2 separate regions of the Homo sapiens genome follow, and region 1 is linked to region 2. Evidence: read pairs that join two places in POLR2A ChIA-PET (ENCODE). Cell type or tissue: PC-9. All regions are shown on one strand. Links, peaks and the distances in the headings refer to the core of each region. The heading gives the core; the rest is flanking DNA.

Region 1 (4,387 bases), core at 159-4,158, 150 kb before region 2:
CTACCCCTGCCCTCCCACCCCTGCCGCAGCCAGCCGCTGCCTGGGGCTGCCCCGGGAGGCCCGGCCTCAGCGCACACCACGCTCAGGTGTGCAGCCTTCCAAGGGCTGCAGCTGGGCCTCGGAGTGATGGGAGGTCCCTTCCTCTTCGTGGCCACCTCACCAGTGTCATGGCTAGGAACGTGGGCTTTCGTCAAGACCGCCTGGGCATACCCCACTCCCGCCTGGGTGTAGGATCGCGAACAACTTTCTCACCCTTCTCGAGCCTTGGTTTTCTCTTCCGTATCATAGACATCAAAAGAATTTGCCACAAAGAGTGGTCACAATGCTAAGTGCTTGGCATGCGGTAGAGACTCGATCATCCTTAGCTGTTGTTATTCGTGTCAGAGGCGTGTGAACCAGAGCGACTGCATCTTGAATGGGAGCTGGGTAACATGAGGCCGAAACCTACTGGGCTGCATTCCCAGATGGTGAAGGCATTCTAAGTCACAGGATGAGATAGGAGGTTGGCACAAGATACAGGTCATAAAGACCTTGCTGATAAAACAGGGTGCAGTAAAGAAACCGGCTCAATCCCACCAAAACCAAGATGGCCATGAGAGTGACCTCTGGGCGTCCTCATGGCTACACGCCCACCAGCACCATGACAGTTTACAAATGCCATGGCAACATCAGGAAGTTCCCCTACATGGTCTAGCAAGGGGAGGCATGGATAATCCACCCCTTGTTTAGCATATCAGCAAGAGAGAGCCATAAAAATGGGCAAAGCAGCCCTCAGGCCTCCATCTGTGGTGCAGCTGTTCTTTTATTCCTCTACTTTCTTAATAAACTTGCTTTCGGGCCGGGCATGGTGGCTCACGCCTGTCATCCCAGCACTTTGAGAGGCCAGGGGCTGGGGCGGGTGGTGGATCATGAGGTCAAGAGTTCGAGACCAGCCTGGCCAACATGGTGAAACCCTGTCTCTACTAAAAATACAAAAATTAGCCAGGCGTGGTGCGGGCGCCTGTAATCCCAGCTACTCGGGAGGCTGAGGCAGGTGAATGGCTTGAACCTGGGAGCCGGAGGTTGCAGTGAACCGAGATCATGCCACTGCACTCCAGCCTGGGTGACAGAGCGACTCTGTCTCGAAATAAAAACAAACAAACAAAAAAATAAACTTGCTTTCACTTTACAGACACACCCTGAATTATTTCTTGCACAAGATCCAAGAACCCTCTCTTGGGATCTAGATCGAGACCCCTTCCTTGTAACATTAGGACTCTTCAACTATTCCCATGTTATCTGAAAGAGTGTAAAGATACAGTCTATTCCAGAAGGAAATCTTTCTTGTAAATCCATCAAATATTTACATGTTCAGAGCCGCCTTCGCCCAGGATGGGGACACTGGGGATTCTTTCTGCTCTACCCTAGCTTTTCCCTCCCTCCTCCACATCCAGGGGGTCCTGGAGGCCCTTCTATCCACCCAGGACCTTGGCTCCGTCCAATCTTCCTCTTCCTGGAGCAGACGAGAAGACTTTAGGAGCCATGGAGGAGGGGAGAGGGTGAAAGAAAATGGCCCTCGGAAAGGCACAGCCACAAAACCAGCGCACCTTTCTTTTGCCATCATTGGTGGCCTCACGACTCTGGTGCACTGTTATGCTGAGAGCATCTCTATTTCCCCTCCATTTTCATAAAGATACCCCCACCCCCAGGAAGGGTGTGGGGGCCAACTCGGTGGCCTGTAGCGTTGTCCATGGATGAGCAGGAGAAGCACTGGGGAGGGTGTGGCCTGGTCCGGCTTGGAGGTGGGGGAGGCGCTGTGCAGGGCTGCTCCTGGGAGTCTGCAGAGGTGGGCACAGGGTGAACCGAAGGTGTGGTGTCCGGGGCGGGGGTGATCAGGGAGGAAGCCCCTCCTTGGTCCCAGGGAGCAAGACCCAGGCCTGAACCGAGGCACCAAGCAGGAAGTGCCAGGGTTTGTGACAGGCTGGAAAGGAGGGAAGGGGGCAGCGCAGGCCAGCCCAGGACAGCCGGGACTGCCCTCCTCCGGGCGTGTGGACAGATCAGGCATGTCACCGGTGGGGCCCCGCACCTAGCGCCAGCCCCAGCTAGACCCATCACCGGCCTGTGCCTTCTTTTCTCCCCAGGACAGGCTTGGCCGTGGTCATTCCAGAGGGGCCCAGAGGCGGTGAGACTCTGGGGCAAGTCCTTGCTCTGCAGCCTTGTCCTCCTGGTGACCCCATCATCTCTGCTGACCCATGTTCCGCAAGCCGAGTGACTAATGCACAAAACCTCCCTGGGGAGAGCAGAGACCAGGCCACACTCCGAAATGGAAACGGAGCCCAAAGGGGTGTGGCTGATAACCTGGGCAACCTCTTTCTCTGCCCATAGGTGCCAAGAGAGGAGCGAGGCCCAGGGCGGGGGAGGAAGAGGGCAAGGGTCAGAAGTGGGCAGGCAGAGGGAGTGGACACCAGACAGCTGGGGAAAGATTTCCCACTAGACAGGAAGCTCCATGAGGGCAGAGACCAGGTTTATCTCCTGTACCCACAGCCTGGCAAGTAACAGGTACACGGTAAGTACTCATGAGCCACCGCACCCGGCCCCCTTGTCTGATCTTGGTGATCTTGGTGGGGAAAATTATATACTTGCCCAGTGGGAAGATGTTTTGATCTAAAACTGCTTAATGATTTTTTTGCCACTCTCTGTCATTCGGTTCTGCCGTTTAGTTGCAGCCTAGCCTGGGAGGTCTCGTCCCACAGCCTCACTGGGGAGGCAGAGTCACCCACTGGCTATTTTTCCAGCCTCAGCAGACATCTCTATAACTGCTGTCACACTTTTGCTAATTTTACTGAAAGATGCGACAAAATCCCTGCAAACAAGTTGTGATGTGAGCTGCCTTCAGCTTCTGATACGATTCCTCCTTCGAAAACATGCACCAGCCCCCCGCATGGGACTTTGCTGGTCACTTCATATTCCACTGGAGGCCACCGCCAAGGTTTGCAGGAAGCCCGTGGGTCTTGAAGAGCTAAACTGAAAGGTTAGCCAACTCCAGAGACTGACCTCCTCGGAAGAGTCTGATCACTTTTCTCGTTTCCTGAGGAGTGGTTAGTAACATAGGCAAAGCCAGAATTTCCCATAGCTGCCTAGGGAAAGAAGGACAATTTTTGTCCTAGTTACATTTGCCAAAGCAAAACAAAATAACAAAGCATAACTCTTCTCCACTGTTCACAGCTTCCATAATCGATCTGCACGGCCAGACCTCCTGGGTCCCCTACCCTGGGCCCTGCTCCCTCACAGGCCAGGGTGTCTGTAGGAGGGCCTCCATTCTAGGTTGAGATCCAGTGCTCTCCTCTGGTCCAGGATTACTGCTATTTCCATTTATTTTTTTTTTTTAGGTAAAAAATTGTTATTCTTATTTAACCATGCTGCATATATACAACAATATCAATATATACAACTTGAACAGATACAATTTATACATAAAGTACAATGAAAGCATGCCTTTTGAAATTGATGCAGCTGACTTACTCTTCACTTTGTAATTTTGGCCAGTATACAGTATTGCAGTAATACTGCTGAAGTTATTAATTATTTAAATGAGTTAGATTACATCATAAGTTTAAGGGCACTAGAAAATCTATGTTTTCCCAGCCTGGGCAACATGGTAAAAATGCATCTCTACAAAAAATACAAAAATTGGCCTGAAGAGGTGGTGCATGCCTGTAGTCTCAGACTTGGGGGACTGAGGCAGGGGGATCGCTTGAACCTCAGGAGGTTGAAGCTGCAGTGAGTGGGGATTGCACCACTGCACTCTAGCCTGGGTGACAAAGTGAGAACAAGAAAGAAAGAAAGAGATAAAGAGAGAAAGAGAGAGAGCAAGCGAGAAAGAGGGAGGAAGGGAGGAAGGATGGAGAAAGAAAGGAAAGAAAGAAAGAAAGAGAAAGAAAGAAAGAAAAAGAGTGAGGGAGGGAGGAAGGAGAGAGAAGAAAGAAAGAACGAAAGAATGAGAAAGAAAGAAAAAGATCTATGTTTTCTTCTATTCTTCTAGGATTTTTGTTTTTGTTTTTGTTGAGACGGAGTTTCACTCTTGTTGCCCAGGCTGGAGTGTAATGGCACGATCTCGGCTCACCACAACCTCTGCCTTCCGGGTTCAAGCAATTCTCCTGCCTCAGCCTCCCAAGTAGCTGGGATTACAGGCATGCACCACCACGCCCGGCTAATTTCGTAATTGTAGTAGAGACGGGGTTTCACCATGTTGTTCAGGCTGGTCTTGAACTCCTGACCTCAGGTGATCCACCTACCTCGGCCCCCCAAAGTGCTGGGATTACAGGCATGAGCCACTGTGCCCGGCCTCTCCTAGTATTTTTAAGAACAAGGAATAATTAAAAAGAAAACAAATGTGTACATTAGGAAA
Region 2 (4,387 bases), core at 145-4,144:
TTCCTTTGCATCCTTGACAATAGTATTGTTACTATTTTTTATTTTGGTGATTCTTTTTTTTTTTTTTTTTTTTGAGACATAATCTTGCTCTGTCGCCCAGGCTGGAGCGCAGTGGCATGATCTCAGCTTACTGCAACCTCCGTCTCCTGGGTTTAAGCAATTATCTTGCCTCAGCCTCCCAAGGTGCTAGGACTACAGGCGTGTGCCACCACACCTGGCTAATTTTTGTGTTTTCAGCAGAGACAGGGTTTTGCCATGTTGGCCAGGTTGGTCTTGAATTCCTGATCTCATGTGATCTGCCTGCCCCAGCCTCCCAAAGTGTTGGGATTACAGGTGTGAGCCACCATGCCTGGCCTTATTTTGTTGATTCTAACACGTGGTGATATCTCCTGGTTTAAAGAAGCGTTTCCCTAATGGTATCAAACATCTTTTCATGTGCTTATTTGCAATCTGTATATCTTCTCCAGTGAAATGTTGCTTTGTATCTTTTGCTCATGTTCTAATTGCATTCTTTGTTTTGTTACTATTTTAAGACTTTTAAATGTATTCTAGATACTAGTCCTTTGCAAATATAGTCATGCATCGCATAAGGACATTTTGGTCAATGACAAACTGCATATAGGATGCGGTCCCATAAGATTATAATAATGGGCCTGAAAAAATTCCTGTTGCCGAGTGCAATGCTACTCATGTGTCTAGTGATGCTCGTGTAAAGCTACTGTGCTGCCACTTGCATAAAAGCACAGCGCACACCATTCTGTACAGTACACAATACTTGATAATGATAATAAATGTGTTCCTGGATAGCACAGCACACACCATTCTGTACAATACACAATACGTGATAATGATAATAAATGTGTTCCTGGTTTATGTATTTACTATAATATACTATTGATCAGTGTTTTAGAGTGTACTCCTTCTCTCTATAAAAGAATTAAGTGAACTAGCAGGCCCTTTGGGAAGTACTGTAGAAGGCATTGTTACCACAGGCGATGACAGCTCCATGTGTGTTATTGCCCCTGAAGACCTTCCAGAGAGACAAAATGTGGAGGTGGAAGACAGTGATACTGATGACCCTGACCCTGTGTGGATCTAGGCTAACATGTGTTTTTGTGTCTTAGTTTTCAACAAAAAAGTTTAAAAAGTTAAAATACTAAGTTTATAAAGTTAAAAAGTTACAGTAAGCTAAGGCTGACTTATTGAAAAAATGTGCTTATACATGTAATATAGCTAAGCTGGCTTTTGCAAACATAGAGTCCTGTGGATGTTATGCTGACTTCGGCTTGGGGTTTTTCACAGAGAGAAGCATGGCAAGGGGGACTCCATCAGGTTGGTGCAAAGGTAATTGCTGTTTTCGCAATTAAAATAATGGGAAAAACTGCAATTACCTTTGCACCCACCTAATAACTTATCTAGGGGACTCTTTCTCCACCCAAAACCCAGGACACTTGGCCCACAACTACATCACCACCCCAGGGTTCCAGGACACTTGGCCCATGACTACATCACCACCCCAGGGTTCCAGGACACTTGGCCCACAACTACATCACCACCCCAGGGTTCCAGGACACTTGGCCCATGACTACATCACCACCCCAGGGTTCTTTACTATAGTTTTCTTGTTCTTCCTTCAATTACGTGTGACATTCCCAACTCCAAGATTCTTCCAGTCCTTCTCTCCCCCTTCATCTAAAGCAGGCTGTCATGAGTTTCTGTCAGCTGCAATCAAGAGTCATGACTCTTACAGTGGGTAGGATTACTCCCTTTTTTGTTGTCATTAAGGAAACCTGTAAGAGGAAAAACAAACACACTTTATGTGGAGAGACAGGGAAAGTTGTTCTATTCAGTCTGGAATCTAGTCCCTCAGCTGGTGGTCCACCTTCGGATTCACTGGTCTTGGGAGTAAGACGGTGCCTTGTAGTCAAAGAAGTGAGGAATTCTGGTGCCTCCTGAGGGTGGAACTGAGGAGAGGAGACGTGAGAGAGGATGCTGGAAAGGAGGAAGCAGCCAGAATGTGTAGGGCCTTTGTGGCCAGGCCAAGGAGCCTCAGGGAATATCTGAGCGTCTTAAATAGGTCAGAGGGCAATTCTGAAAACAAACTCCTTCTACCTGCTGTGTAGGCAATGAGTTGTCATTGTTAGATAGAGGATAAAATGAACCCAATTAGATTATTGCCATCATTCCAGTGATTGAAGATGTTGATCTGTAATAGGGTAATGGCCATACACTTTCGAGAGGAAAAATGTTCAAATTTAGGGGATAATTAGAAATCTGCACTTACAGCCCTTGGTGACACTTTTCCTATGAGCCAAACGGAGAGGGGGAGAGAGAGAGAAGGTGGACAGTCACCGACATATGAGGCAGTGGAAGAGGAACAGGCATGGATAGGAAGAGAATTGTGGGACACACTGGGTTCGAGATGCCTGTGTGAGACAGTCTCATGAATATGTCCAGTAGTATATTGACCAAGCAAGTCTGTCAGGAGCCTCTGGAAATGAGGTACAGAATTTGATAGTCATCACTATGGAGATGGTAACCTGAGCCGTGAGAGAAGCTAAAATCCCCGGGGAGAGGATGTAGAATGAGAGGAGAAAATGGGCCAGGACAAACACAAGGAATGCTCGGAGGGAGGGGCAAAACCAGAACAGTACAGCGTCCCCAAACCAAGGAAAAGAATGTTGCCAGAAGAGGAGAGTCAGGCTGTTTCAAACTCTGCTAAGAAGTGAAGGATGTTGCATATTGAGTAGAGTCCATTGGGGTTACCAGTCAGGCTGACTCAGGGATCCTCTTTGGCAGAAGTAGTTCCAATGAAGTGGGAGGAGGAAGGGAGGAGCAGAGGCCAAATGAGCGTGAGGAGTGTTTAGGAGTTGACAGAAAGTGTATCCACTTTTTTGAGACGTTTAGCCAGGAAGAGGGAGAGACATGGGGCAGTAGGTGGAGGAGGAGATGAAATTAAGGGAGTGTATGGAGTTTTAAAATGGAAAGCTTGATCCTGTTTAAATGCTGTTTTATGCCCCTACGAGGGCGAGGTTAAACATACAGAATAGAGGCATAACTGATAGAGCCAAGACTCCCACCCAGGAGCGGGTTTCGAGCGGCACCTCTCTAATTCAATCCCAAAGGAAAAGAGGATACATGTGGGTCCAGGTACATGCTGAGGTTTGGTGGCAGGACTTTGAAGGAGGTCCCATCTGATGGCTTCTATTTCTCCTGTGAAATAGGGGAAGCCCTGTCTGCTGGTTGTGATGTGCCGTGACAGTCAGAAATGCGGGGAAAAGGGGACAGGTCTGAAACGGGAGGCGTTAAGAATGGGAAAGTAAAGGCAGGCGCGATGGCTCACGCCTGTAATCCCAGCACTTTGGGAGCTCGAGGCGGGTGGATCACCTGAAGTCGGGCATTTGAGACCAGCCTGGCCAACATGGTGTAACCCCATCTCTACTAAAAATACAAAAATTAGCCAGGCATGGTGGTGTGTGCCTGTAATCCCAGCTACTTGGGAGGCTGAGGCAGGAGAATCGCTTGAACCCAGGAGGTGGAGGGTGCAGTGAGCTGAGATCGCGCCGCTGCACTCCAGACTGGGTGGCAAAGCGAGACTCCAACTCAAAAAAAAAAAAAAAAAAGAATGGGAAAGGGAGAGTGTCTGGGGAAGCAGCGTTGCCTCGGCAAGGCCTGAGACCGGCTGGGGTTAGAGATCAGGACTCCCGCGTGGCCTCGTCTCTGCCTCTGTGCATTTTCCCCCAGCAGGTCAGCAGTGTGAAAGGCGGGGGTTCTAGTAGGTCTCACAGGGAGACAATGCAGGAAGGGGCTGAGAATTGCAAGTGAGAGGTTATTGGTAGGACGGACAATGCAGGAGCTGGATGGACTGCACGGACTGAGCGATCGCCACCGAGAGATATTTGGGGTACCCTGCCCCAGTCCCCAGCCCTCAGCCCCCGACCCACCATGGGAGGTGGGAGCAGCGGGCAGGCCGGTTGGGGGCCAGATACCCAGGCAGTGGGATGTGCAGTGGGAGGGGTCTCCGCCCCTGCCCCGGGTCCCCACTGGCCCCTCCGCCGCCGACCGGCCCCCCCGCGGCATCCCAGAGCCGACCCAGGCCCAACTAGAGGAATGGCTGCAGAGCTGGGATCCTAATGACACAGGACAGTGGTGGAGCGTTAAGAGCTCGGTGGTAAACGTGCACTGAAATACAGTCATGCTGTGCAGAAGCTCTCTAGTTTCATTAGATACCTTTTGTCAATTTTGGCTTTTGTTGCCATTTCTTTTGGTGTTTTAGTCATGAAGTCTTTGCCCATGCTTACGTCCTCAATGGTGTTGCCTAGGTTTTCTTCTAGGATTTTTCTGGTTTTAGGTCTCACGTTTAAATCTTTAATGCATCTTGAGTTAA

Evidence for each region. Peaks named below come from ENCODE experiments on the same cell type or tissue, not always from the same donor. Only the 100,000 strongest peaks of a DNase experiment are listed, where the experiment ranks them.
Region 1: POLR2A ChIA-PET joins it to region 2 with 7 read pairs; 3 of 35 experiments call an interaction of 5 or more read pairs at or near these places.

What each region holds. Positions count from the first base shown.
Region 1 is chr3:195,845,195-195,849,581 of GRCh38, reverse strand. All of the region lies in intron 1 of LINC01983 (long intergenic non-protein coding RNA 1983), which reads left to right. LOC107984010 (a long non-coding RNA gene) reads left to right here and starts at 2,472. Exons shown (of 2, transcript XR_924880.3): 1 at 2,472-2,545. In PC-9, for the core only: no CTCF peak of the experiment used is centred there; DNase peaks (open chromatin) are centred at 391 and 2,241; H3K4me3 peaks cover 352 bases; H3K27ac peaks cover 3,243 bases.
Region 2 is chr3:195,696,433-195,700,819 of GRCh38, reverse strand. All of the region lies in intron 2 of MIR570HG (MIR570 host gene), which reads right to left. MIR570 (microRNA 570) reads right to left here and starts at 1,419; the gene lies at 1,323-1,419. It overlaps LOC124909477 (a long non-coding RNA gene), which reads right to left and starts at 4,275. Exons shown (of 2, transcript XR_007096227.1): 1 at 4,231-4,275; 2 at 1,750-1,790. In PC-9, for the core only: no CTCF peak of the experiment used is centred there; DNase peaks (open chromatin) are centred at 2,039 and 2,779; H3K4me3 peaks cover 947 bases; H3K27ac peaks cover 3,402 bases.